Linked DNA regions of Homo sapiens: region 2 is linked to region 1. The links are chromatin loops, found by intact Hi-C in ENCODE. Cell type or tissue: CD4-positive, alpha-beta T cell. All regions are shown on one strand. Links, peaks and the distances in the headings refer to the core of each region. The heading gives the core; the rest is flanking DNA.

The links. A loop is a pair of places that touch in the nucleus more often than their neighbours do. Peaks named below come from ENCODE experiments on the same cell type or tissue, not always from the same donor. Only the 100,000 strongest peaks of a DNase experiment are listed, where the experiment ranks them.
Region 2: it touches region 1 in a loop (2.6-fold over the local background); 9 of 110 quality-filtered maps call a loop at or near these places.

The regions. Positions count from the first base shown.
Region 1 is chr1:175,227,378-175,242,670 of GRCh38, forward strand. No RefSeq gene overlaps it. Among named protein-coding and RNA genes, the nearest start is that of KIAA0040, 42 kb to the left of the region's middle. In CD4-positive, alpha-beta T cell, for the core only: no CTCF peak of the experiment used is centred there; no DNase peak of the experiment used is centred there.
Region 2 is chr1:175,175,738-175,191,030 of GRCh38, forward strand. KIAA0040 reads right to left here. Exons shown (of 4, transcript NM_014656.3): 2 at 1,874-1,947. Among named protein-coding and RNA genes, the nearest start is that of KIAA0040, 9.4 kb to the right of the region's middle. In CD4-positive, alpha-beta T cell, for the core only: no CTCF peak of the experiment used is centred there; a DNase peak (open chromatin) is centred at 13,334; H3K4me3 peaks cover 1,426 bases; H3K27ac peaks cover 1,677 bases.

The DNA.
Region 1 (15,293 bases), core at 6,131-8,630:
GTACTCTGTTCAGACTAAATCCCACGTCTTATCACTTCTTACCGCCCAGGTTCATGCCACTATCATCACTCATCTGGACAATTACAATAACCTACCAGTTTTTCTGCTTACATGCTTTCCCCTCTGTTGTCTGTGCTTCACACAGCAGCCAGGATAGATGGCTCAAGGACCTCCAGTGCCTTCCGAGAGCACACTAGAATAAAATCCACACTCCCCACTGAGGCATGTGGACCCTCCAGTGTGTGACCCCTGTGAGTCTCTCCAATCTTACCCCTTTCTCTTGTCACTCCAGCCACACTGCCCTTCTTGCTCTTCCTTGAGTAACCAAGCCTGTTTCTTCCCTAGGGCTTTTATTTGTTTTTCCTTTTTCATAGAATGTGCTTCCTTCATTCCTTCACATAGTTCACCTTCTTGATTCATTCAAAGCTGCTCAAAAGTCACTTTTTCAGAGAGGACTTTAAAAATAGACACTGCTTCCTGACCAACGTCCTTCCCTGCTCCCACCTGTATCCCTGGATCACACTATTTTTCTTCATAATTTTTACCATTACCCCCCACATTTTTTTTTTTTTTGAGACAGAGTCTTGCTCAGTCGCCCAGGCTGGAGTGCAGTGGCGTGATCTTGGCTCACTGCAAGCTCTGCCTCCTGGGTTCACGCCATTCTCCTGCCTCAGCCTCCCGAGTAGCTGGGACTACAGGCGCCTGCAACCATGCCTAGCTAATTTTTTTTGTATTTTTAGTAGAGATGGGGTTTCACCATGTTAGCCAGGATGGTCTCGATCTCCTGACCTCATGATCCGCCCACTTGGCCTCCCCAAGTGCTGGGATTACAGGTGTTAGCCACTGTGCCCGGCCTATCCCCCCACATTTTATACTTTATTGATTTGTTTCTTTATGTGTTGTCTGTCTTCCTAGCATTAGAATTGAAGTTCCTTGAGAAAAGGCCATGTTTACCCTTTCCGTGGTGGAGTCCAATGGTCCTAGAGCAGTGCCCTGCACATAGTAGATGCTTAATGAATGTGTTGTACATGAATAAATGAAGGAATGAGATTGTTTATCAAATCAAATAGTCTTTAATCTATTGTTTCTTTAATCTTTTGGGTTTATAAACAGGAATAGTTAGCAATTTGGATAGGGTTTGGCCAGATAGTTCTGTTTCATGTGACACTGGCTGTTGTCATTCATTCATCTGCATTCAGCTGGTGCCTAACATGGGCTGGGAGATCCAAGAAGGCTTCATTCATATGTCTGGTTCCTTGATGCTCTCTACAAGGCCTTTTTTTCTCCATATGGCTAACTGGGCTTTGTTACATCATGGTGGTCTCAAGGTGGTTGGACTTTTTACATAGCAACTGACTTCCAAGAGGGAGCAGCAGTCCACGCACTGAGTTCTAAAATATTACCTACTAGCTTTATGACACTGGAAAAATTATTTCAATTCTCTAGGCTTAAACTTCCTCATAGGTTTAAAGTGATATCTGTATAAGAGGAGAATGGAATCCTAGAACTTCATGACGCCTATGGTAGGGACAGGGTGAGAATTACTTTTCTATTCACTTCCTTTCCACTTACAAGAACTATTGATAAGAGAGGGGTTTCTGACCAGAAGTGCAAGAAAATTGCTATTTCAAAGCTTCATATCATTCAGCCTAGAAAACTCACATTAAAGGGTCGTTCGTGGTTATTGAAGGCAAAGCCCAGGGGCATGAAGTAAGACTAAGGGGATCTAAAAGTGCCCTGCTTAACAAAGTAACAGAAAATTTCTATTTTCTAGCCCTGGAGCCGAGAGAAAAGAGAGAATGAGAGAAAGCTCGCAGTGGGAGGTTGAGATCCCAGGTACATGGCAGCCTTAGGCCTAGGCTCTAGAAGAGGGGGGGTTGGTGAGACTGTGATATTAAACTCCAGCCTGTTTCCTTTTCTGTAATTGCTTCCATTATCACCAAACTATCAGGAAAACTTTGTGTTGGTATTATGTGGAGGCCTAAGGAGAAGGAGCCATATCTAACCTTCAATGAAAGAGGAGAGGAGAGAGGACAACATCTCAGGAGGAAGAGGGAGAGAGGAGGTAAGAGGTGAGCTGACAATAGGAATTTGAAGAACATTTGAACCCATATTAGAAACACTGGAGAAAATATTAGACTTCTCTGACATAGCATGTTACCTAGGGGCTCAGGCTATTTTTTTAGGGGAGGCTGACCCCAGGATATTAGTAGAGTAGCGGATATTCTGATTTTGCACATAAAATACTTGGCCCATTACTGACTTATCTTACATGGTGACTTCTGCTATTATTATTCAGAGTTGAAATAACTTGCCAAGGGAAGTAAAGTTTGGCATGGCAATTGGCATTCAGAACCAGGCTTATCTGAGTCTTAATATCTTCATTTTTTCCACTCTACCACATTTATTTCAAGGACTATGTACTTGGTACTAAGTCTTTATTTAGAGTATTAAAGCCAAATGAAAGACCTAGTGGCAACTTGCAGCCAAGTTATATGATGATGCACCCTACATCACCTAAGGCAAGGCAGGGGCATTTTTAGAACTGGCTGGGGATCGCCCAAGCACAATCTCTCTTGATTATTTTGGGGTCAAGTCTCCAGAGAGCATAAGGCCCTAAAGTCCATCTCTGTTCCAGCACTTTAAAAATCTTGTTTATATGCTAATTGTACTCCACCTTCAGCTGGGGTTCTATCATCTGTCAAGTAAATAGTTTTGATAATGAGAAAAGCAACCAGAAACGCAAATGAAAGGAGACAAAGAGTGTGAGTGAGCCGGAGCAAGTTTAGATGAAACTTACAAATTCCTGCTGAGAGCCACATTGTCTCCTACGTAAACTCACACATTTATTTTTATTTATCCTGGCATAAAAAGCTTTCCTTGCATTAGTATTGATACTGTTAATGTTTTATAGGGTGTAGAGGTCATGGTCACATTGAAATCCTCCTTCGGTAGATGGAGGATTCTTATTTTTATTGAAAAATATACTGAGTTTGAGTCAGACTGTCATTTACCCCTACCAAGGACCTGAGAATTCTTCAGTGGTGTTGGTGACCTTTAGCCCTCCTTCCATTGTTAAAATACTCTCCTCTATGTCCCCCAAAAGTGAGACTCTTCAACCCTTTTTTCTTTTTTTTAATTTTTGAGATGGAGTTTCATCTTTAGCCAGGGTGGAGTGAGGTGGCGCAATCTCGGCTCACTGCAACCTCCGTCCCCTGGGTTCAAACGATTCTCCTGCCTCAGCCTCTGGAGTAGCTGGGATTACAGGCACGCACCATCAAGCCTGGCTAATTTTTGTATTTTTAGTAGAGACAGGGTTTCACAACCCCTTTTTCTTAATTGAGACCTAGATCTTCTTGAAGACCCGACTTCCTCTGCAGCCTCCACCAATAGAGGCTACTCATTGTACATTCCATGCATCCTCCACCCCTGAAAAAGTTGCTGTTTTCCTAACTCACACCTCCACCTCCAGATCAGCACTCATTAATCTTCTGATGGAAGCTTTTTTTTCTTCTAAGTCTTATCACTCACTCATATCGTGTTCTTTCCTCCTGGTCACTGACATCAGCCTATGTCCTGGTTAGTTCCTGTATTAGTCAGGGTTTTTTTAGAGGGACAGAACTAATAGGACATATATATATATATATATATATATATATATATATATATATATACTTAATAAACTCCCCTTTATATATATATACACACACACATATATGTATAATAGAGTATATATAATGAACTTCCCTATATAAACACACATATTCACACACATATATATACACACACACATATACATGTGTATGTATATGTGTGTGTGTTTGTGTATATATACACATATATGTATGTATACACACATATGTATGTATACACACATATGTATGTATACACACATATGTATGTATACACATATATGTATGTATACACACATGTATGTATGTATACACATATATGTATACACACATGTATGTATGTATACACATATATGTATGTATGTATACACACATATATGTATGTACATACACATATATGCGTGTATATATACACATATATGTATGTATATACACATATATGTATGTATACATATATGTATGTATGTATATACATATATGTATGTATATATACACATATATGTATGTATATACACATATATACATGTATGTATATATACACACATGTATATATACACACATGTATATATATGTATGTGTATATATACACACGTATATATGTATGTGTATATACACACATGTATATATACATGTATGTGTATATACACACATGTATATATACACATGTATGTGTATATACACACATGTATATACACATGTATGTGTATATATACACACATGTATATATACATGTATGTGTATATATACACACACATGTATATATACATGTATGTGTATATATACATATGTGTATATATACACATATATGTATATATACATGTGTGTATATACACACATATGTATATATACATATATGTGTATATATATACACATACACACATATACATACACATGTACATGTACATCTATATACATATATGGGAGTTTATTAAGTATTAACTTACACGATCACAAGGTCCCACAATAGGCTGTCTGCAAGCTGAGGAACAAGGACCCACAATAGGCCGTCTGTAAGCTGAGGAGCAAGGAGAGCCAGTCCAAGTCCCAAAACTGAAGAACCTGGAGTCCAATGTTCGAGGGCAGGAAGCATCCAGCACAGAGAAAGATGTAGGCTGGGAGGCTAGGCCTGTCTCTCCTTTTCACGTTTTTCTGTCTACTTTATATTTGCTGGCAGCTGATTAGATTGGGCCCACCAGATTAAGGGTGGGTCTGCCTTCCGTAGCCCACTGACATGAATGTTAATATCTTTTGGCAACACCCTCACAGACACACCCAGGATCAATACTTTGTATCCTTCAGTCCAATCAAGTTCACACTCAGTATTAACTATCACAGTTCCCTTCCTTAATTGATGATTTTGGGATGTCTGTCAGTCATTGTCCCCATTTATTTTGGACACAGTCCCAGGATATTTTAACATTTGTCAGACAATCCAACAACCCAGTCTCCAAACTGCTAGACATTGTTGACTCAAGTGTATTATATTTCTTTCCTCATCAACCAACGTCTGCTTGGGCAGTACTCCAGGATCCTGCCGTCTGATCCCAATGTCCAGTCCTTAAAATATTCTTCCATTACACTTTGACCTCATATGCACTTCCTGTCCCTTGATCACTCCATTTTCCTCACATTTTATTAACACCTTTCTGACTACTTTTTTTCTGTATGCAACCTAGATCCCATGGGTTATACAGATATCTGAATCACTCTTCTGCAAGCATCTTTGATTCTTTTTCATCCTTTTGCTTCTGTTATACCACCTAGTAAAATTCCAAACTAGAATCAATAGTACTATTACTCCCTGTCTCCTTTGTTCTGTACCTGTGAAGAGAGAGAGGAATATACTGGAAAAATAATTGTGTAGTCGTACGGGTTGGCGTTGATGTGCTAAAAATTTCATGGTCTCCCATTTTAGCTTGTCCCTTAGCCCTGCCTCTCAATCTTTCATCTTTAATTAACACTTTCTCTCATTTCCTTCAATGACTTTCATATCTTCATTTTTTCAATCCTCATACTCAACCCCTATTTCTTCACTCTCAGCAGAAAATCAAGAAAAATCAATGAAATTAAGCATAATTTCTACCCCTGAATATAAACTTTTCCACATTTACCTCAACTGTGATAGATATTTACCCATAGTTATGCCCACCCTTTTTCCTTGATAACAGAACCTTGATTTGGTTTAGGTATCTGGTACTCATGTTCTTCAGGGAGACCAGTCTCTTGCCTAGCCCCAGTGGATTGATCATAATTAGCCTAGCCCAAAACTATGATTACTTCATTTCCCTTGCCAGCACTTGGTTTAGACATGTGAAAAAATTCTGGCCATTGAATGGAAGTCTGTTGAGGGATGCTGGGAGTGTTTTTCTCTCTCAAAAAATGGAGCCCAAAAAAGAGCTCTTTATCCCTGTTTTGTTCTGAATGTAGACTGGAGCTACTGCAGTGGTCTGTTTACCATGACGGGAGTAGCTGATGTGTTGAGAGTGCTGGATAGAAACAAGGAAAGAAACTGAGTCCTTGATGATATTGTTAAGCCATCAAATTAGCCAACCCTACCTGTAACCCTCCCACTCTTTGACTTTTTGATAAATAAAATAATAAAGTTGTCTTATTCTTTAAACTTTATGTGGTTGGTTGGATTTTCTATTGCTTGCAAGCAAAATCATTCTAAATATTACACTGCCCCTTTTTTCCAGTCCCTAAAGTCACTCTCCTCTTTTAAAGGTCAATCTCTTCACCTGTGCTCTTAATCCTGTTGCTTATTGTTTTTTAAAAGGACTTTTTACATCATTCATCCCCCTTCCATCCTGTATCTTCTACCTTTCCTTCTCTAAGTCTGTTGACTTACTTATGTTCTCCAATGTTAAAAGCTTCCCTTGAATCACATCTTCTAGTTCTCAACAAACCTCTCTTCTCCCCTTGTCATACAAATTTTTTGGAGTCCATTGTAATTCTCATCTCTACTTCTTCACTTCCCATTTCTTCTCAATTCACTGAATTTGGCTTCTGGTTCCATCATTCCATCAAAATGGTCAAGTTATAGTTATTAATGAGGACTTGAGAAGATCATGGCAGACGGGAGGTAGGACTAGATTGCAGCTCCGGAGACAGCAGCATGCGGAGGCTTGCATTGTACATTTTAGCTCCAGATCGACTGCAAGAACAAACCAGCAATCCTGAGAGGACCCACAGACCCTCTGAAGGAAGCGGACTGCTACTGCAGGACTTGGGAGAGACCCCAAATACTGTGAGTGCCCCAACTGCAGAAGTGGGAAAGGGAGACCCTCCTCTCCCAAACACACACACACCCACTGGAGAATTTGAAGGTCTGTTTGCAGGAGATGTCCCTGACTTTACTTGGAACTGAGTCAAGTTAGAGAGCTGAGCCTAGCAAAATACAGGGGTGGAGGAGGCAGCAGGGAGGCCCTGAGAGCTCACTGAATCCCCAAGCAGCCCATTCCTGCCTGACACTACAGGGATCCATCAGGAGGGAGGCCAGAAGGGCAGGGGGTAAAACCTCACAAGGAGAAGGACTTCCCTAGCTGAACTTTGTAACAATCTGGCCAGAACTTGGGGGAGGGTGCAAATCCTGCTTGCAGACTTCACAGACTGAGGAAGAACTAAAGCCCTTTTCTTTCACAAATGGGAGGCAGAAAGTCTGGGGCAAGTTTTCAAGTGTGCCCTCTGCCTGGAAACAGATTCGAGGCTGTGGTGGGGGGCATGTTGGGAGTGAGACCAGCCCTTTGGTTTGTGTGGGAGCTGGGTGAGGCCTGTGACTGCTGGCCTTCCCCCACTTCCATGAAAACCTGCATGACTCAGCAGAGGCAGCAATAATCCTCCTAGGTACAAAACTCTAGTGACCTGGGAATCTCATTCCATCCCCCACAGTAGCTGCAGCAAGGCCTGTCCTAGAAGAGTCTGAGATCAGACACACCTACCCCTGCACGCACCTGATGGTCCTTCCCTACCTATCCTGGTAGAGGAAGACAAAGGACCTATAATCTTGGGAGTTCTTGGGCCCCGCCTACTGCCAGTCCCTCTCCACACTACTACAGCTGATGCCCTCTGCAAAATGCCACCTCCTGACAGAAGGCCAACCAGCACAAAAATAGAGCATTAAACCACCAAAGCTAAGAACCTTCACAGAGTCCACTAACACCCTCTGCCACCTCCACTGGAACAGGCACTGGTATCCACAGCTGAGAGACCCATAGATGGTTCACATCACAGGGCTCTGTGCAGAAATCCCCAGTACCAGCCTGGAGCTGGGTAGACTTGCCGGGTGGCTAGACCCAGAAGAGAGGCAACAATCACTGCAGTTTGGCTCACAGGAAGCCACAACTGCAGGAAAAGGGGGAGAGTACTACTTCAAGAGAGCACCTCGTGGGACAAAAAAATCTGAACAACAGCCTTCAGCCCTAGACCTTCCTTCTGACACAGTCTACCCAAATGGGAAGGAACCAGAAAACCAATCCTGGTAATATGACAAAACAAGGCTCATCAACATGCCCCTCAAATCACACTACTTCACCAGCAATGAATCCAAACCAAGAAGAAATACCTGATTTACCTGAAAAAGAATTCAGGAGTTTAGTTATTAAGCTAATCAGGGAGAGACCAGAGAAAGGTGAAGCCCAAAGCAAGGAAACCCAAAAAATGATACAAGAATTGAAGGGAGAAATATTCAAGGGAATAGATAGCTTAAAGAAAAAACAATAAAAAAATTCAGGAAACTTTGAACACACTTTTAGAAATGTGAAATGCTCTGGAAAGTCTCAGCAATAGAATTGAACAAGTAGAAGAAAGAAATTCAGAGCTCCAAGACAAGGTCTTTGAACTAACCAAATCCAACAGAAACAAAGAAAAAAGATTAAGAAAATAGGAACAAAGCCTCCAAGAATTCTGGGATTATGTTAAACTACCAAACCTAAGAATAATCAGTGTTCCTGAGGAAGAAGACAATTCTAAAAGCTTGGAAAACATATTTGGGGGAATAATCGAGGAAAACTTTCCCAGCCTTGCTGGAGTCCTAGACATGCAAATACAAGAAGCACAAAGAATACCTGGGAGATTCCTTGCAAAAAGATCTTTGCCTAGGCACATTGTTTTCAGGTTATCCAAAGTTAAGGTGAAGGAAAGAATCTTGAGTTGTGAGACAGAAGCACCAGGTAACCTACAAAGGAAAACCTATCATATTAACAGCAGACTTCTCAGAAGAAGCCCTACAAGTTAGAAGGGATTGGGGCCCTATCTTCAACCTCCTCAAGCAAAACAAAGCAAAACAATCATCAGCCAAGAATTTTGTATCAAGTGAAACTAAGCATCATACATGAAGGAAGATACAATCATTTTCAGACAAACAAATGGTGAGAGAATTCGCCATTACCAAGCCATCACTACAGGAACCAATAAGAGGAGCTCTAAATCTTGAAACAAATCCTGGAAACACATCAAAACAGAATCTCTTTAAAGCATACAGGACCTATAAAACAAAAATACAGGTTAAAAATCAAAAACAAAAAACAAATAACTCGAAGGATGCAGGCAACAAAGAGCATGATGAATGCAAAAGTACCTCACATTTCAATACTAGCATTGAACGTAAATGGCCTAAATATTCCATTTAAAATATACAAAACTGCAGAATTGATGAGAACTCACCAACCAACTTATCTGCTGCCTTCAGGAGACTCACCTAACACATAAGGACTCACATAAACTTAAAGTATAGGGGTGGAAAGAGGCATTTCATGCAAATGCACATCAAAAGCAAGCAGGGGTATCTATTCTTATATCAGACAAAACAAACTTTAATGCAACAGTGGTTAAAAGAGACAAAGAAGGACATTATATAATGGTAAAAGGCCTTGTACAACAGGAAAATATCACAATCCTAAACATATATGCACCTAACACTGGAGCTCCCAAATTTATTAAACAATTGCTAATAGATCTAAGAAATGAGATAGACAGCAACACAATAATAGTGGGGGACTTCATTACTCTACTGACAGCACTAGACAGGTCATGAAGACAGAAAGTCAAAAAAGAAACAATGGATTTAAACTATACCTTGGAACAAATGGACTTAACAGATATATACAGAACATTTCATCCGACAACTGCTGAATATATATTCTATTTAACAGTGCATGAAACTTTCTCCAAGATAGACCACATGATAGGCCGTAAAATGAGTCTCAATACAGTTCAGAAAATTGAAATTATATCAAGCACTCTCTCAGACCACAGTGGAATAAAACTGGAAATCAACTCCAAAAGGAACACCAAAACCTTGCAAATACATGGAAATTAAATAACCTGCTCTTGAATGAGCATTGGGCCAATAACGAAATTAAGATGAAATTTAAAAATTCTTCAAACTAAATGACAATAATGACAAAACCTATCAAAACCTCTGGGTTAACTAAGGTGCTGCTAAGAGGAAAGTTCATAGCCCTAAATACCTATATCAAAAAGTCTGAAAGAGCACAAACAGACAATCTAAGCACCTCAAGTAACTAGAGAAACAAGAAACTGAAACCCAGCAAAAGAAGAAATAACTAAGATCAGAGCAGAACTAAATGAAATTGAAACAAGCAAACAAAAAACAGTACAAAAGAGAAATGAAACAAAAACCTGGTTCTTTGAAAAGATAAATAAAATTGAAAGACCATTAGCAAGATTAACCAAGAAAAGAAGAGAGAAAATCCAAATAACCCCATTGAGGAATGAAACAGGAGATATTACAATGGACATCACTGAAATACAAAAGATCGTCCAAGGCTACTATGAACACCTTTATGCACATAAACTAGAAAACCTAGAAGAGATGGATAAATTCCTGGAAAAATACAACCCTCCTAGCTTAAATCAGGAAGAATTAGATACCCTGAATAAACCAATAACAAGCAATGAGATTGAAACTAAAAATTAAATTAATTTTTTATTAAAAAAATTTAAAAATTAAATTAAAAAATTACCAACAACAAAAAAGTCCAGGACCAGATGAATTCACGGCAGAATTCTACAAGACATTCAAAGAAGAATTGGTACCAATCCTTTTGACATTATTACACAAGATAGAGAAAGAAGGAACCTTCCCTAATTCATTCTATGAAGCCAATATCACCCTAATACCAAAACCAGGAAAGGACACAACCAGAAAAGAAAACTACAGACTGATAACCTTGATGAACATAGATGCTAAAATCCTTAACAAAATACTAGCTAACCAAATCCAACAATATGTCAAAAAGATAATCCACCATGATCAAGTGGGTTTCATACCAGGGATGCAGGGATGGTTCAACATATGCAAGTTAATAAATGTGATTCACCACATAAATAGAATTAAAAACAAAAATTACATGACCATCTCAATAGATGCAGCAAAAGTATTCAACAAAATCCAGCAATGTTTTATGATTAAAATCCTCAGCAAAACTGGCATAGAAGGGTCATGCCTTAATTTAATAAAAGCCTTCTATGACAAACCCACAGCCAACATAATATTGAATGGGGAAAAGTTGAAAGCATTCCCTGAGAACGGGAACAAGATAAGGATGCCCACTCTCACCACTCCTTTTCAACATAGTACTGGAAGTCTTAGCCAGAGCAATCAGACAAGAGAAAGAAATAAAGGGCATTCAAATTGGTAGAGGAAGTCAAACTGTCCCTGTTTGCTGACGATATGATCATTTACCTTGAAAACCCTAAGGAATCCCCCAGAAACCTCCTAGAACTGATAAAAGAATTCAGCAAAGTTTCTGGATACAAGATTAATGTACACAAATCAGTACTTCTTCTATACACCAACAGTGACCAAGCAGAGAATCAAATCAAGAACTCAATCCCTTTTACAATAGCCACAAAAATAAATAAATAAATAAAATACTTAGGAATATACCTAACAAAGAAGCTGAAAGACCTCTACAAAGAAAACTACAACACACTGCTGAAAGAAATCATAGATGACACAAACAAATGGAAACACATCCCATGCTCATGGATGGGTAGAATCAATATTGTGAAAATGATCATACTGCCAAAAGCAATCTACAAATTCACACAATCCCCATCAAAATCCACCATCATTCTTCACAGAGTTGGAAAAAACAATTCTAAAAATCATATGGAACCAAAAAAGAGCCTGCATAGCCAAAGCAAAACTAAGCAAAAAGAATAAATCTGGAGGCATCACACTACCTGATTTCAAACTATACTATAAGGCCATAGTCACCAAAACAGTGTGGTACTGGTATAAAAATAGGCACCTAGACCAATGGAACAGAATAGAGAAACCAGAAATAAACCCAAATATTTACAGACAACCAATCTTCAACAAAGCAAACAAAAATATAAAGTGGGGAAAGCACACCCTTTTCAACAAATGGTGCTAGGATAATTGGAAAGCCACGTGTAGGAGAATGAAACTGAATCCTCATCTCTCACCTAATACAAAAATCAACTCAAGGTGGATAAAGGACTTAAACCTAAGATCTGAAACTATAAAAATTCTAGAAGATAACATTAGAAAAACCCTTCTAGACATGGCCTTAGGCAAGGATTTCATGACCAAAAACCCAAAAGTAATTGCAATAAAAACAAAGATAAATAGCTGGGACCTAATTAAACTGAAGAGCTTTTGCATGGCAAAAGGAACAGTTAGCAGAGTAAACAGACAATCCACAGAGTGGGAGAAAATCTTCATAATCTATACATCTGACAAAGGACTAATATCCAGAATCTACAACAAACTCAAATAAGTAAGAAAAAAACCAATTAATCCAATCAAAAATGGGCTAAAGACATGAATAGACAATTCTCAAAAGAAGATATACAAATGGCCAACAAACATGGAAAAATGCTCAAAAATCACTAATGATCAGGAAAACGCAAATCAAAACCACAATGTGATACCACCTTACTCCTGTAAGAATGGCCATAATAAAACAATCAAAAAACAGTAGATGCTGGCGTGGATGCAGTGATCAGGGAACACTTCTACACTGCTGGTGGGAATATAAACTGGTATAGCCACTGTGGAAAACAGTGTGGAGATTTCTTAAAGAACTAAAAGTAGAACTACCATCTAATCCAGCAATCTCAGTACTGGGTATCTAACCAGAGGAAAAGAAGTCATTATTCAAAAAAGATACTGGCACATGCATGTTTATAGCAGCACAATTCCCAATAGCAAAATAGTGGAACCAACCCAAATGCCCATCAATCAACAAGCAGAGAAACTGTGGTGTATATATATACTCTATATGTATATAGTATACACACACACACACACACACACACACATGCCCCATTTATATCATATATATGTATATATGATGGAAAACGTGTATATATATATATATATATATATGAGAAACTCTGGTGTGTGTGTGTATATATATATACACCATATATATCTCATATATATGGTATATATATATGAGATATATATGGTATATATATATACCATATATATCTCATATATATGGTGTATATATATATACCATATATATCTCATATATATGGTATATATATATACACCATATATATCTCATATATGTATATATATATATACCATATATCTCATATATATGGTATATACAATGAAATACTACTCAGTCATAAAAAGGAATGAATTAACAGTATTTTCAATGACCTGGATGCGATTAGAGACTATTCTTCTAAGTGAAGTAACTCAGGAATGGAAAACCAAACATTGTATTTTCTCTCTGACATGTGGGAGCTAAGCTATGAGGACGCAAAGGCATAAGAATGATACAGTAGGCCAGGCGCGGTGGTTCATGCCCATAATCCTAGCACTTTGGGAGGCCAAGGTGGGCAGATCACAAGGTCAGGAGATCGAGACCATCCTGGCTAACATGGAGAAACCGCGTCTCTACTAAAAACACAAAAAATTAGCCAAGAGGTGGTGGTACATGCCTGTGGTCCCAGCTACTTAGGAGGCTGAGGCAGAAGAATCGCTTGAACCCAGGAGACAGAGGGTGCAGTGAGCCGAGATCACGCCACTGCACTCCAGCCTGGGCAACAGAGCAAGACAGTAGACTGTGGGGACTTGAGAGAAAGAGTGGAAAGGGGGCCGAGGGATAAAAGACAGCAAATATGGTGCAGCGTATACTGCTTGGGTGATGGGTGCACCAGGATCTCACAAGTCACCACTAAAGAACTTACTCATGTAACCAGATACCACCTGTATCCCAATAACTTATGGAAACAAACAAACAAACAAAAAACCTCCCCAGCATTCTAAAAAAAATAAAATAAAGATGATCTTCCTTCCCCCCCCAAAAAAAAGTTATTAATGATTTCTTAACCACCATGATTTAAGATTTTATGTTTTGCTGTACCTCTGCTGCCTTTGATGCAAGCTGTTGAATTTCTTTACTATTTTGGCTTCCATGGAGCCACTGTCCTAGCTCTATAACACTTCTTTAGGTCTCTTGTATATAGACATGTCTCTCTCCTCTTGCCTCTTATATTTTGGTATTCCTCATGGTTATGCCATTCTTTCTTCTCATTCCACTTATTCCTTCTGGATCAGTGCATCCACTTTTATGGTTTAAATTGTCCCCACCTTGCTGCTGATGACTTCCAAATCTCAAATCTTTTGCCTGATGTTCGGATCCTTCTGTTAAACGATTTGCTAAAAATCTGCACCGGACTGCCACTCAGCCCCTTCAACCTAATGTGGCTAGGCTGAACTCATCATCTTCCCCTCAAAACTTCCACCACCCTGTATTCTCCAGCTATGTTTGTGGCCCCACCATCTACTAATCTGTGTAAGACACTTGAGGGCTACCCTGAACATTTCCTTTTATTCCCCTCTCCTCATTCAATGTACTACCAAAGGTAGTTTTGCCCCCCATGGAGCTCTCAGTTTTGTTCCTGCCACTTCATTCCCACAGCCACTCCTCCGGTTCAGGCTCCCATCACCTCCCTCCTAACCACAATGATGCTCTTTACCTTCTCCAACTCATTCTCCATACAGCCAGCAGAAAGTTACATCTTCACAATCAAGTTTGACTATGATATACCCTTGATTGAATTCTGTCCATGGCTTCTCAGTTATTATATATAGAGTGAAGTGAAGTGAACTTGCATTAATATGGCATACAAATTTTTTTATGAGCAACCTCTGCTTGCTTTCCCAGGTTTATTTCCTGGCATCTTGCCTCACAACTTATTCTTTAGCAACCAGAAGTTTCTTTTGCTCCCTATGTGTGATGGTTAATACTGAGTGTCAACTTGATTGGATTGAAGGATGCAAAGTATTGACCCTGGGTGTGTCTGTGAGGGTGTTGCCAAAGGAGATTAACAGTTGAGCCAGTGGGCTGGGGAAAGCAGACCCACCCTTAATCTGGTGGGCACAATCTAATCAGCTGCCAATGAATATAAAGCAGGCAAAAAAATGTGAAGAGGAGAGACTGGCCTAGCCCCCCAGCCTACATCTTTCTCCCATGCTGGATGCTTCCTGCCCTCAAATATCTGACTGCAAATTCTTTAGTTTTGAGACTCAGATTGGCTCTCTTTGCTCCTCAAGCTTGCAGAGATCCTATTGTGGGATCTTGTGATTGTGTAAGTTAATACTTAATAAACAATAAACTATGCTTTATATGTATGTGTGTGCATATATAT
Region 2 (15,293 bases), core at 11,794-14,293, 46 kb before region 1:
AAGCTGGAAACCATCATTCTCAGCAGACTATTGCAAGGACAAAAAACCAAACACCTCATGTTCTCACTCATAGGTGGGAATTGAACAATGAGAACACTTGGACACAGGAAGGGGAACATCACACACTGGGGCCCATCGTGGGGTCAGGGGAGGGGGAAGGGATAGCATTAGGAGATATACTTAATGTAATGACGAGTTAATGGGTGCAGCACATCAACATGGCACATGTATACATATGTAACAAACCTGCACGTTGTGCACATGTACCCTAGAACTTAAAGTATAATAAAAAATAAAAATAAAAAAATAAAACTTGCATAATTCTCTTTAATACTAGAGACAGGAACTTAAGAGTTCTGCAAACTTTGGGGCAATAACAGAATGACTGACATATTTCTTTTTGTTAGTGGTGGTGGGGGAGACATTTACAGGCTGGAATAGCTGAAAACTAATGAAGTGGCAAAAATGTAAATTATGCAACTCAAAAGTGATACAGATATGGTTCTATTTTCCTTTCCATTTTGTCCTTTCATTTAATGTTAACAAAATTTCGGGGCAATTAAAAGCCAAAAGCTACCTTACTGCAATATTAAGTCTTAAAATGCAAAGATCAAATCATAGAGGGAGTGAGCATAAATATTCTCATTCCAATAATAACTCACCTCTGTGGAATGTTCAGTGTGGTGGACTTCAGATTTGCCAGGCTTTGGATGGCAGCTTCCACCCCAGAGGGCAGTCTGTGCAGAGGAGTTCATATGTCTGAGGATAAACCTTTACTTCCTTTCTGCATGGGCTTAAATCTGCATTCCTAATGTTGCAGGGAGTGTTTTTTTATGGTTTTGATAAATAATGGTTGATGAATGCAGAGAACATATATGAGTGAGCTAAAATACTTATTGAGTACACATCCAGTGTCAGGTTAAGTAGCATGCTTTTTTTTTTTTTTTTTTTTTTTTTTTTTTTGCTTCAGCACCTTCTTTCTTTGATATAGATGACATATGCTTAGCCTCATCATGTGCAGTTTTAGTTGCCTCCATGCAGATATTCTTGTCCCTAGGAATAGCCGTCATCTCTTCCCTGATGCCCTCAGCATGCCCAAACATTTTCCTCCCCATCCTTGAAATGCCCTTCCCAAAAGAGATGGCAAGTATTGCAAATTCCTGAATCGGGAGTATGTATGGAAGAAACTGCTTAAGCTGGGGATTGCAGGGGGGTATCCCATATTCACCCCCCTCGACACAGGGTTCCCTTAGCCTCATCCCCTCATTCTTTCCCATCCACCACCTCTGCTCCATCCATGCCTGGAGACCTCAAGGCTTTGTGGGAGACCCTCTGGAAAGCACTTAAGGCCACTGGGAGGTAGGGGGGATGGTGGGAGAGGCCAGGGAACTCAGCCCTTGTCTCTGGGCTCTCCATGATGTGGCCTCAGGGCTGAGCTGTCTGCAGGCCGACCACCAGACTTTAGGCTTTATCTCCCATTAGCAGCCCAGATACATTTTTTATCAGACCAACCCTCAAAGTATCAGGGTCTTGAAGAAATAACACATTAGGTGGGAATGCTTTGATAGAGCAAGACATTCTGAATGTTAGACCCTGCCCATGACAGTTAGAAGGCAGAAGATGCCATAGGGATGGCAGTTGGCCTAGAGCAGCCAGAGAAGAAAGTAGATGTCCTTGAAGTGCCTAATAGGGGTAGGCAGATTCTTCTCAAGAATCTGTGGGGCCTAGGCCCCCTGTTCTGGCTTTGACTTTTACCTGATTTTACTTATTTACATTCTCATAACTTGCCCTAGGAGCCAAATTCTTGGCTAAAGGGTAGTTTGAGTGCAGAGGAAGCTAATAGATTGAGGAATGAGAAGAAGTTACAACTCACTCAGTGTGTGTCCTTGGGAAGGTCACTCAGCTGCTTTGAGTCTCAGTTTCTTCATCTCCAAAATGGGGAACAATCTAGAAGAATACACAAGAAAATGATAGCATGTACTGCCCCTTTGGAGGGAAATTGGGGGCAGTGCAGGAAGGGAGACTGGCTTTTCTCTCATTCCTTTGGTACCATTCTGAATGACTGATCACATGCATACACTTTCTAAATTAAACCAACAACTGGAAGTGAGTACCTGCTCACAGGGTCCTTAGGTAAAAGCACATAGTGAATGTAATGTGTGTCTGGGCTGTTAGGAACTGTACAAATATTTAGAGTCATAATTGGTATTATTCCCAGCAGTTGCAGGGATGTGGCAAAAAACAAAAGTCACTCCTCAATTCTGCCTGGTAGTCAAAGTGGCCTGAAATTCTTGGGAAATTTGCTCCAATGTTGGGAGGTCTTCCTGCCTCCAACCCAGAATGGCTGGATGGAGACCACTCCTAAATCCCCTCTACAACCAGGCCAGCCCCTTCACCTACTTGTGTAGTGGAGCTGAGGCTGCTGCTGGGTAACTTGAATCCTCCATGTGTACAAATGACCCCAGGTTTCCAAGGGCTAGCGGGCCATGTCCACTCTGCTGAGCAAGTTCTGACAAGCACATTCCATCCACTGCCAGGAGGCAGGGGGGCAGCACCTTCAGTGTGAGCAGAAGGAATGGTACCTACATTTGTGGCTGCCTTTTCTTGGCCTCTGGGGCTGGGAAGAGCTTTGTATAAAATGTGTGTGAGTCTCCCTTAGTTGTTTACTGAGTCCCTATAATAAAAATAATGCTGCAAACATATTGTTCTTTATACATGAAGAGGCCAATAGCACTAATAACAATTGTTTGCATCAATAAAATATGCCATTTGAAGGATTTTTCCTGTAGTTGCATGTGGATTTCATGTCAAGAAGCATTAGTTAAGTATTTACTATGTAACCGACATAGTGCTGGAGGGGAAAAAGAAGTGTACCAACTGGTTCTTATCCTAAAAGAGTTTCTTCACGAACCTTAGAGCACTGAAGTCCTGCTCTGCTTAGCCAAGTGGCAGGGCAAGTCACAGAGCTTCATGAGCCTCAGGATCCTGGTCTCTAAGACGGGAAGACAATGATGATAACATCAACTGCCCTCACCATTCAGTGTGGTTGTGAAAGTCAAATACTAATATATATGAGAGTTCTTTGTAAACTGAAAATGTCCTGCAAAGTTGAATTTTCAAAAATAATAGTAATTAAATGCTAAACTGAAAACCAGAAAGTGACAAAATGCAGGTACTATTAGAAAGGAGAGAGATCAATGCTGGTTATGTTTTATCAGAGTGGGGGACGGGGCGGGGGGGGGGATATCATGGAGGAGATAGAGGCTGTGCCAGCTCCTGGGCTGTGTGTGATTACATGGAGGGCTGGACATTCTGGTGGGGAAAAGGGCAAGTTGGGGTGAGCTACATAGGTTGGAAAAGCCAGAGCAGAGGTACAGAGGCCAACAGGTACAGAGTTCGAGATGGGTATGGCAGCGAAGAAGGCTTCTAAGGAAGAGTGGGAACTGAGGTGGCACAGGAAAGATTAGTGAGATCACAGGGGGCTTTGAAAGCCTAACATGGGGTTGGTGTAACAGCCTCAAGGAGGCCCTGAAAGTTGTGAGCAGAGGAGACCTGACAGCCTCACTCTTTCAGTGGCCACATTCTTTTACCTGATCTTGCTTGTGATGGAAAGTACACCCTACCAGAGCTCGGGATTACGCAGGATTAAGCTCCCACCCATGGGCTCACTGGTAATCTGCCCCAACCGGTCAGGCAGAGCAATCACAGATACCACAATTAAAAAAACTTTTATTAATAGCATCCGTTCTCCCTTAGACAAAAATCTAATTATAAACTGAAATGAAATATCACCAAACCAATCAGAAAGAAATGGCTATTTATCTCTTGATCCCTTGGGAATAGGGGGTGAGGGATAAAAACAGGATGCAATCAGTTCTCCCTCCTTCGAACTGGCACCCAGATGGGCTTGGGTTTATTTATGATTGGTGAAAGTCCAATGAATATCCTACACTTACAACTCAGTTTAGTTTTTTAAAGGCTTCTGAAAACATTTCTTCCTTCAATCTACTGTAATTTGTAGAGGGGAGGGATTTCTTGCCCTATTTCACAGATGAATAATCTTTTCATAGTAAAAGTTTGTTCCAAATTTGTTCAAAATTGTAAAGCTGGTTAGTGGCCAATGGCACACAGGGCTCTAGTTTTCCACTTCCCCAGTGAGATGCTTTCTGCGCTAAAGTTACTCCTAAAATGCAACAATGAGGGCAGCAAGCAGTGGCAACCAATCCCCTTCGCAGTTTACAAAGCCTCCCATTTCTCAAACTCTGTGAGGTATGGGGTTCCCCTCCAGCTTTGGATCCTTATACAACTGTAGCTCTCTCTCACCCCACCCCCATCCACTGCTCCCTACCCCATCTCCTGGCCTCTATTCAACATTGTTGCCCTGGGGAAACCTTCCTTGACCTCATTACAGGTCAGAGCCCCTGCTCTGTGCCCTTCACCATACCTACATTGTCACCACAACCCATAATCTGCAGTAGGGTAATTGTTTAATCATTGTTCTTCCTTTCTAGATGGAATCTATTCCCATCATGGCATCCTCTGCATCTGGGACATATTTTGCCCTTGGGAAATATGTGCTGAATTAACAAATGAACATGTTTATAGATGAAGAAGCTCTGAGGCTCACTGAAATTAAATGACTCATCTAAGGTCTCATACCTAATAAAAGATCATGTGCCAATTCCTCTATCTCTAAATAGCCAGTTTTCCTTCTGCTCTGCCACACTACTTTAGGTTCACACAGATCATGTTGGTCAGCTGGAAAGAGATATCCAGGAAAATAAAGTCTGCCAGTTGAAATGTCAATATTTTGGGTTTGGAGAGCTCTTTCAGCTTGGGCAGTATGCTCAAATACCAGGTATTCTTGGGTGCTCCTGAGTAGATCTCTTTTGGAGACTGGCTACTTTTTAATCTCCAGTGAGGCTGTCAGGACTAAGAAACAGAGATGAGAGCAGCTGAGGCTCGACTTCCAAGGAACACCAGTCTCAAATGGACATCAAGCTTTGTTTTCATGGGGTGCCATGTTGAATATCAAGATTACATCACTTGGAAGTGAGACTACCCTTGTTGGAAAGCCCTGATTGGCTGTGTTTCTGACTTCTTGGTGTTCTTGATTTTTAATTTTTAAAAAATATACAGGGTCTCACTCTGTCACCCAGGCTAGTGTGCAGTGGCACAATCACTGTAACCTTGATTTCTTGGGCGCAGGCAATCCTCCTGCCTCAGCTTCCCAAATAGCTGGGACTACAGGCATGCACCACCACATCTGCCTAATTTATTATTATTATTACTTTAGTAGAGACAGGGTCTTCCTATGTTGCCCAGGCTGGTCTTGAACTCCTGGCCTGAAGTTATCCTCCTGCCTCAGCTTCCCAAAGTGCTGAGAGTACAGGCATGAGACACTGTGCTTGGCCTCTTTGTGCTCTTCAATTGATATGATTTTATTTGGTAACTTCTGCCTGCAAAGTCAACTGAGTAGAGTATGTGTGTATTTGTGGGGGGCGGGGGGCTGGCTCACTACCTCACTGCTATTACTGTAAAAAGACCTCCCTGCTTTTTTCTGGAGGGAGGAACTTCCTTTGCTGGCTTTTTCTTCCTTCACTGATTCTGGGTTGTTGACACCATTGTGGCCAAGGAAGCCAGGAACTTCCATTTCCATTCTCTGCTGTACAGCAGCAAATTATTCAATTCAACTCACATTTGTTGAGTACCTACTATGTGCATGAAGAACTTCTCTCTCTTCTAACGCTTTCCCAGATAATGCTGCCTAGTGAGAAGTAGAAAACTTGCCAGCTATCTGGGTAAGGAAATCAAAATTGAACTTTTCTTCTTTTGATAGACACTTTAGGAATAAAGTCAAGGAATTTACTTTTTTGTTGTTGGGGAACTGGACAAGCACAGGCGAAGTACCATAAGGCATGATTAGTTCAGTGTCCCAAGGGAAATTCAAACAAATGCTTATGGAAGTAGCAAGGAGGGAGACGTTAATTCCAGTGAGGAATCCAGGGCAGACTTCGATGAGGGTGTGATTTGAGTTGGCACCTGCAAGGTGCATAGAATGTTTAAAGGCAGCAGGGACGGGAAAGAAAGGTGATTCCAGGCTGCTCAAGAAACCCAGCTGGCTCAGAGAAAGAATCCAGTCAAAGTGGCCCGTGCTCCAACTCAGCTCTAGAGGCCTCCAACCTCCCGATGTTAAGGCTTCAACACTAAAACAGCTTGCTCCACCCGACCCCCTCTCCCAGGGCCTTCTTGCAGCCACTGCTTTAATTGCCATGGCATTCCAGGGACCACTCCAGCCCCTGATGGGGATTTTTCAAGGTTCTGGCCGTAGGAGGAGGCTGCTCCTGATGTTCTCTCCCTCCATACATCATAACATGTTATGACTTGAGTGTCCGGGGATAGGGCCATAGGCAGGAGTGACTGATGACATATTGGGCTTAAGGACATTGGGGGCTACAATTTCAAATTGTTTTCACATTTGACTATGAAGGCAGATTACTGTGTTAAGGGAACTTGAGTGTATAGTGAATTTTCTGCCTCCTCCCTGTCCCTCACCCTCACCCCAACTACATTTTATCTCTTTGTGCAGCATATCCTTACATTTGATGATAATTCTGACTTCAAACTGGGTGTCACAAGGCCCTGGGTAACCAAAGCCAGTTCCACCTGGCTCACGTTCAAAGGGATCCCTCTTTCCCTGCCCCCTCACCCACAATCAGCCTGCCAACATTTAGCACAAAGTTTGTGGAAACCAAATGACATTCTATCCTAAGAGTCAAGCCTAGATCGGTCCGTGGTCAGAGGCTGCACAGTGGAAGCCCAGGAGGCAGCTGCCACCAGAGAGTGGATTGTGTTTGATCTGCAGCTTTCAGTCTACGCTCTCACCCAGCTTGTGTGACCCTCTCAGATGGACCAGCCTGGGTCAAAGCCTGGTCCCACCACACACTGGCTTCTGAATATGGAAAGTCCCCTTCCCTCTCTGTGCCTTAGTTTCCTCAACTATAAAAGGGGGATAAGAATAGAACCTCTGTCGTAGGATTATTGTGGGAACCAGATGAGTTAAATACTCTGTGTGATGTGGGTGAAACAGTGCCTGGCACAGAGCACATCTTCAGTGCATGTTGGCTTCACCTGTCAGGCACCCTGTAGGCATCTGAGCTTGTGACCTCTGCTGGGGCCCAATGCTGAGGAGCTCGAGTATGCAAAAGGGAAGACAGTGATGAATCCTGTGTGCATGATGGAAAGACGCCACTGTTCCATTATTTCAGAGCAAGTGAGGAATGCTCAGGCCTGTAAAACTGACGCAAAGCGCCCTCTAAATAGGTGGGAAAAGGAGGATTTGTTAGCCCAGGGGCCATTTTCTGGAATCATCTGTAGCGCGGAGATATCATAGTTGAAAATTTCTTTCCTTCTCTACCACCTCACCTCCCTGACAATGCTTGCTCACTGATAGTACAGAGGCTGCTCCTGTCTGCTTTCCCACTTGACATTAAGCTATTACAGAGCTTTCTCCTCTGGGTATCCCCAGGGTCTGGTTCAGTGCTGGCACATATTAGATGTACAATAAATGCTTTTTGATTAAGTAATTGACTGGTTATGATCTGGGGAGATGAGAAAGAACCAGAGTGAAGAGTATCTCTGTGAGGGCTATGCTATGTCCATGGGCCAGGAAGCCCACATTCACTTCTGGCACCCCAAGCTCTCATACTTATGCAAGCTTCTTGTAGGCCCCTGCAGAGCCAGGTGATGGGTTGGGATAGCAGGGTAGGTCTCCAGCAGGGTGAGGGGACCAGGACCCGGGCCTGGGCAGAGCAGGAAGGCCTTGCAATGGGCTGAGCTTTCACAATTGGGGTTGCAGCTCAAAGCAGCAGCTTATGGCTCAGGTAAGTTGGTCGGACATCTGGGGAGCCAGCCGAACAAGGGTGAAGCAGGACTCAGGGATTCCAGAATGGCACAGCCACAGCCTGAGCAGTGGGTGAAGAGATGGCCGCACTAGCGAGCAGAGATCCCAGCACAGACTAATCCCAGGAATGGGCTTTTCTCACAGCTCTCAATGAGAGGGGCGGGGCTTGCAGCTAGGTGCTTGCAGGCTCCTGGGTGGTAGGTGGTAGGTCCTTGAGGGTGGAATCTGTGCCTGCATATTGTTTTGTTTTTGGAAAATTCCCCAAAGCCTCTAGTGTAGTGTCAGGTACACATAGAAGAGCTTGAGAACTGTGTATGGAAAAAAATGGAAGCAGCCAGAGTCATGTCCGGGCAGCTTCTGCCATGTAAAGCAAAGCCGCCAGGCCTCCTAGGAGTCCTCAAAATTCTCTTTATGCAAAGAGGAGTTGCAGATGACTGACCGAAAGTAAGTGATACACCCTGACAGTGCCTGGGAGACAGGAGTGAGAATTACCAACTGGAGAGAGTCTAGACCTTCCATGAAGCTACTGCTTCTTGTACCTGCCAACTGAGATGAATTGGCAAAGATACTGTATAGCCATACGCTAGGAGTCTTTGAAGCAATAACAAACCTTAACTGAAATGAGAAATCAGAGTTTAGGAAAGAGATTTCCCAGTTCATTTCTTCTCTGGGGTCTCACGTCACATTACAGGGTCTCCTCCCTGGGCATTGGCCGACCTCACACGGTGCCACTGGAAGGCCTCCTGCCCCACTCCCTACCCTTCTTCTCCCTCTTCCCTTGTCTTCTTCTCACATACACAGTGTCTGTTCAGAGACAGAGGACAGCCAAAGCCATTGGAGGCCTTTTCTCATCTCCTTTCCCCATCCCAGGGCACAACTGTTTTGAGAAAGTCTATGAGTTGAAACATAGGACCCAGGCATAGGAGTTCCATGTCAGTGTGACAGGGCTGGGCATTCCTTCTACAGAAGCACACATGTTTATGAACCTATGTTTAATAAGTGGCAACTGTGTGCCAGACACTGTGCACTGGAAATGCAATGATGGAATAGTGAAGTCAAAGAGTGCCTGGGGAGGGTCAAACATTACCAAGGGCCCCACAGGGTTATCAAGAAAATAAGAGACTTAGATTTCATCTCCTTTGAAAAGTCTACAGCCTAGGGCCAGGATAAGTGCTCTATCTCTGTGTCCCTGTCATGACACCTATCATAGCTTTTATAACACTGTGTTATAACTGCCTCTTGACCTATCTGTCTGCCAAAATGACTGCAATCCCCTGAGAAACAGAATGGCTTCTTATTCATCAGTGGTGGCAGCTGCAGATTTCCTTTGCAGGAGCTGGTGAAGAGCACTTAGCTCTTCGTGGAGACCTCAATTTCTTCTTCTATAAAATAGGGATGTTACAGGTTGAATATCCCTAATCTGAAAATCCAAAACCCAAATGCTCCAAAATCTAAAAGTTTTTGAGTGCTGATAGGACACTGAAATGCACATTGGATTTTAAATTAGGGATGCTGAACTGGTAATTCCAGTATAATAAAAATATTCTAAAATCTGAAAAAAAAAATCTGAAATCCAAAACATGTCTAATCCCAAGTATTTTGGATAAGAAATACTCAACCTGTAGTAGTACCTATTTTGTTCAGTTGACATGAGGGTTAGGTAAGGGAAAATAGGTAAAGTGCTTAATGTTATCCCCAGCACAGATAGAGCACCATAAATGTTGCTGTTGTTAGCTGTTGCTTCCTACTCAGTTATACCAAGAAGGGGCTTTAGTTTACCCCCAAATATTTTCTATCTCAAGCATCCAAATAATCCCGAATCTCTAGGGCAACGAGAGGTAGTATTTAATATCTTTTATAAAAGCATAAGATCAAATGCATCAAATAAGAGACCAGACAGGAAAAGGTATGCCACTTAATATGTGTATTATCTTCAAGAAAGGAAAATGACTTTATAAGTATGTTGATAAAAATGAGGGGAAAGGAAAGCAGTTTGGCAACTCCTCAAAAAAGGTAAAGGTAGAATTACCATATGATCCAGCAATTCCATTCCTAGGTTTATGCCCAAAAGAACTGAAAACAGGTATTCAAACAAATCCTTGTTCACAGCACACTATTCACAATAGCCACAAGGTGGAAACAACACAGATGTCGGTCAACGAATAAACAGATAAACTCTTATGGTATATGCACACAATGGAATATGATTCAGCCATAAAAAGGAATGAAGTACCAATACATGCTACAACATACATCAACCCTGAAAACACATTAAGTGGAAAAGGCCAGTAGCAAAAGGTCACATATTGTATAATTCCATTAATATGAAATATCTAGAATAAGCAACTCCATAGAGGTAGGATGCAGATTGGTGGTTGCTGGGGACCGGGAAGAGGGAACAAGAAGAAGAAATTGCTTAATGGTTATGGGTTTTTATTTTGGGGTGATGAAAATGTTTTGAAACTAGATGGAGGGGTGATTGCACAATATTCTGAATGTACTAAATGCCACTAAGCTATTCACTTTAAAATGGTTAATTTTATGTAACATAAATTTCACCTCAATTAAAAAAATGCAAGAGGAAATAACAAAATTTCTTGAAAACTAATAGATGTCACATGGAAAAGAATGGCAGAGTTTCCCTTATTAATTGTTTGAGAAATATAAAATGTTGTCTGTGATCTCTTTACTGTGTATTTATTCATTAATTCCAATGCCAAGTGTTGAATGACCACATGCCCAGTAGTTTAAGTACTTTTCCCCTTTTACCCTCAGGCCCTACCTTGAAGGAATAATATTTTATAAACCACCAAAATCTTATTCCTGGAAAATGTCAGTCAGGAGCATCCGAACTTCTTCCTCTGTGGCACATGCTCTGTGACTGTGTCTCCTCCCTTGTTCCAGACAGTGTGGAGGACTGCAGTGCCTCTGTCTGGAAATGAGGTGTTCTTTCCATGGCCAGCTTTGGGAAGCTGTGCTATCCACCCACTGAAAATAGTCAAAACCCAGCTCTTTCCTCAAAGAGGTCAATGATGTCCTTATGCAAAACCAAGAAAAGCACAGTCTTTGGAAATCGGCAAGGCACCCAGTAAAGTACTGCTTTCTTCCTGTACTTGTGAAGGCTTTGGTCCAAGTGTCTTGCAGGGCAAGATCTGAGTTTCTAATTTGGAAACTAGGAAAGCTCTGAGCAGGCTGCATCTGGTGGGGTGGTATGCAAGTGTGTTCCCCTTTCCCAGTGGAGTTTCATTATGGAATGATGTGGGTCACCCATGTAATGAGATGGGAAGCTTTTATCTAGGCCACTGTTATGCTGTGCTGGCAACTGCTACTCAGCAGATTGTGGGCCTTGGGCAGGAGGGAAGTTTCAGGTCAGGAGTGGAAGGTAGGGAGAGAGAAAGGAGGGTGGAAGCCATCAGTCATTTACAAGAAAGGGGTTTCATAGATAAGCTAAGTCTGCAGGACTGGCCTTAAGAGTAACTTATTCTCTTTTGTTATTGACACATCTCCCTAACATAATGTTGAAGAAACTACATATGTTTCTGGTAGGGGTGGGCAGGATTGTATGCCTTAAATTCTTAGCACCACCATTCAACAAGCGGTTACTGAGAGCCTAGCATGCACACTGAAAATCTGTGGGAGCCAAGAAAGTTTGGATGGACGTTTGTTTACTGTGGGTTCCAAATCACTCGGAAGGTCACTTTGACCCCAGCATTAGTTTCTGGGTGGTTTCAGGCCAGTGTGCATGAGTGGCTGTCTGGAACTTGCAGGCTACAGCCAGGGCTTTGGTACATGATAATCACATGCAGAGGGGCTTTTGAAAGCTGGCACTTTGGCCCATGGGGCTGCAGAGGAATCACAGGTTAGAAACCATGAGCAGATGGATGCACATTTAATATCTTACTTGAGTTGGGGAGGAACAAGAAGCTCTTGACTCAGAGTGCAGCATTCTTTTCTCTTATTTATGGTGGCCACTGTCACATGTCATTTAAGTTAATACACAGCATATCCACTATACTATTCTGTTCCCATAACACTAAGCTCATGGGTCTTCCCTGTTCCCACGGCCTTTTTCCCTTCCCCTGCCCTTGACCCTCTTTCCCTGCCCCTACACCACCTCTGAACCTGTGGCCCACAGCTCTTTTCCCTGTCAGGACAATGTGAAGACTAAACATACTATCACATGCGACTATCCTTATTGTTATTATTTGTATGTTATTTTCCTCTCTTCTGCCAATTTTCTTTTTATGACTTGCCTGGGAAACTAAAAAAAAAATGCTGATGGGCTTTTCTGAAGACTATCCAGCTTGAAATTAGGGTTGTATTTGAGGAGAATAAAATGTAACTGAAAAACATCCCATCGGGAGAAAGCTATAGTCAAGAGCAAGGGCATGTCTGCAGTGGCTTCTAAATACAATCATCTCTTCAATTTTGACCAAGAACTACAGCAATGGTTAGGTTTTGTTTTATTTCTTAGTGACAAACTCCATGGAGCGGCTTGCTCACAATCGTGGGAGCAAGTCTCTTCCCAGGGGTGGGGATTGGGTTTGGATGCCGCCATGTCCCTTGGGAGTTGCCTCTGAGAAAGAAATTTTGTGTTTGTGTGAGGTTCGTTTTGGAACTTAGCTGCCCTTTCCTGGTCTCCATTAAATGTCCACTCATGTCCCCAGATGATGCTCTGTTCAGATGGCTCAGACTGATGTGGCGGAAAAGCTAGAAACCTGGCCTGGGCTCTGGCCCTGGGGATTGTCTTTCAAAGAATTTGCACTCGATTTTCCTTTTGCTGTCCAGGGAGGGAAAAAGTCTATCATGCTACTGTCTTTATCTCCCTTACTGTGTCTGTGACGAGTCTCCTGAAAGCCCATTATTCACCTGGAACCCTTCTCACTGAATGGTAAGTTACATATCGATATTGGATATGTAATTTCAACTAATCCACTGGTCTCTAGCTCATTCTTATCTCTGAGGTGAAACACTCTTCCTGACAAGTTTGAGGAAACACTAAAAGGATTTTAGTTAATTAAGGCACCCAATGTTGTTTCTCTTCTTGAGGGGTCTTTGGGAACTCCTGAGAAAACTTTAAGGATTGAAACTGAGGAAACAGAAGAGACGAGGGTGGTATGGAGGTTGCCTTAAAAGTTGAGAACTACCTGCATCCCTTGAGGGTCTGCCCCTAGTTTGTCCTGGAGGCCACTTGGGGAGGATTGGAACTTGAGGTACAATTTTCATTTCACCTTTCCACAGGCATTTGAATGCCTAGCTGTGTCCTTGTGTGTGAGATACAAAAGGTGATAGAGACCCTGGATAGTATTGGGTATTCCTGGGCAGAGGCAGATGGAACTTGGATTCTGGTCCCTCCATTAACCAGCTCTGTGACTGGGCCCACACTTCCCCTCCCTGAACTGTAGTTTGCTCATCTGTGAAGTGAAGGGGTGGGGCTGGCTCTTCTCGGAAGTGTTTTTCCATTTGAAGTCTCTGAATCTGTGGTTACTTCCTCTTTTTCATCAACAGCTTAGCCTCTATTAGAACTCTGTTTACTTGAAGGTTTTTGACGTTGGCATAACATTCCAACTTCATGGGGTTGGAATAAGTCAGGATTCCCTGGTTGGGACAGGGAAAAATCACAAATATACCCAAGTCATTGACTAATGCTCAGATTCAGGGCCATTGGATTAAATGGGTTAAACCAGCACCTTGGTGAGAATTAGAAAAAAGCATCCCCTCCATGTGGACTCAGCTGCAAGTGGGGTGGGTCTAAGGCCTAGCAGGTGGAATATTGGTGCTTTCAGCTCCAAAGACTCCCAGGAGTCCTTGTGCAGTACACAACCTGCACAAGCAATAGCAGAGCATTGACTTCTTTGGGCTCTGACCATTTTAGCTAAGGAGGACAAAAGAGGCCAGAGTAGATGCATGTGATTGATATCATGGAAGGAGACTTATCATTACTGCCTTAAAATATGTCATACAATAGGAAAGCTGCAAGTCTGGGCTGAAGATGCTGCCCAGAGCTTACACCTACACAGTCCGTCTAATTTTGGTAGTTTCAAGAGGCAAGATTAGAAATAACAATAAAACCCCTTACATTTTTATAGAGTCTTACAATTTATGTAGCACATTAAATGTACTTTCCTTTTCAATTTGATTCTGATTCTAACCATTGCCCTGGTGAGTAATAATTATCCCCATTTTAAATATAAGGGAAATGAAGCTTTCAAGAACTTGTTCAAGGTCAGCTAATAAGCAGTTAAGCCAGGAACTGAACCCATGTATCTCTAGCTCCAAGCTCAAGGTTTTTTCTTCCATGCAGGTCACACAAGATCCTGAGCCGAGCACTGGCAGCCAGACCTAAATAACTACTCTGTAGGGGTCTGAAATTAGTCAGAGTAGGTCATCCTTCTTGTTTTTATGAAGTCAGGACTCTCCCACACAGGGGTAGGTAACTAAAGACTTGGAGTGTGAGTTCTGGAAAGGTCTTCACAGATCTTACAACTGAACTAAGTATTAATTTTTCACATGGAGGAGTGATAATTAAATGCATCTTTACTATCTATGTGCCATGAACCCAGAATTCTCTTCTTTATTTTAGGAATTATCCTCCAAGGTATCCTGAGAAAGCCTTGAGCGTTCGGAGAAAGTCATCTGGAAGTCAACATATGATATGAAAATATCTATAGGCCACTATTGACAAATACAAGACTCTTCAGCACCAATGTGGTGCTACCACAGGCCTCTTTAGCTGCCTTCCACCTCCACCTATGTTCCAGACCTGTATACCCAACTGCTTATCTCCATCTGGACATTTCCTGGGCATATTCAACTTTAATATGCCTAAAGTGTTCATCACTGCCTTCTCCACAATCTGCTTCCCAAGCCCACTCCTTCTCTAGCTTACATGATTTTTATTAATGGCTCTACAAGGTACCTTCCCCTGCCTATCCCACTCAACACCTTATAATCACTCTCTATTCACTCATTCCTCCTTTACCACATTCACTTGGTCACCAAGTACTTCTGATTCTACTTCCTAAAATCCATTCCTTTTCCTCAGTTCCCACTGCCATTGTCTTAGCTGAGGTCTTAATTATCTCTGCTTCCCATCTCTCTAAGCCAGCCCCCATCTGGCCAATAATTCTTTTTCCAAACACAAATCTGACCGGATCCTTCCTCTGCTTAAAAACTCAAAAATGGCTTCCTATAGGAGGGAGTTCACCCTTCTCAGTCTAGCAGTGTAATTCCTATTACACGCTATTCCCTACCTGCCATTGACTTTGCATACCCTCTTTCCTTTGTTCAAAACACACTTTCCCTAGGAACTCCTAGTCATTTCCAAGACCCTGCTCATCCATCACTTCTGTGGTGTGGACTTCACAGATAATTCTGGGGAAGGATCTCC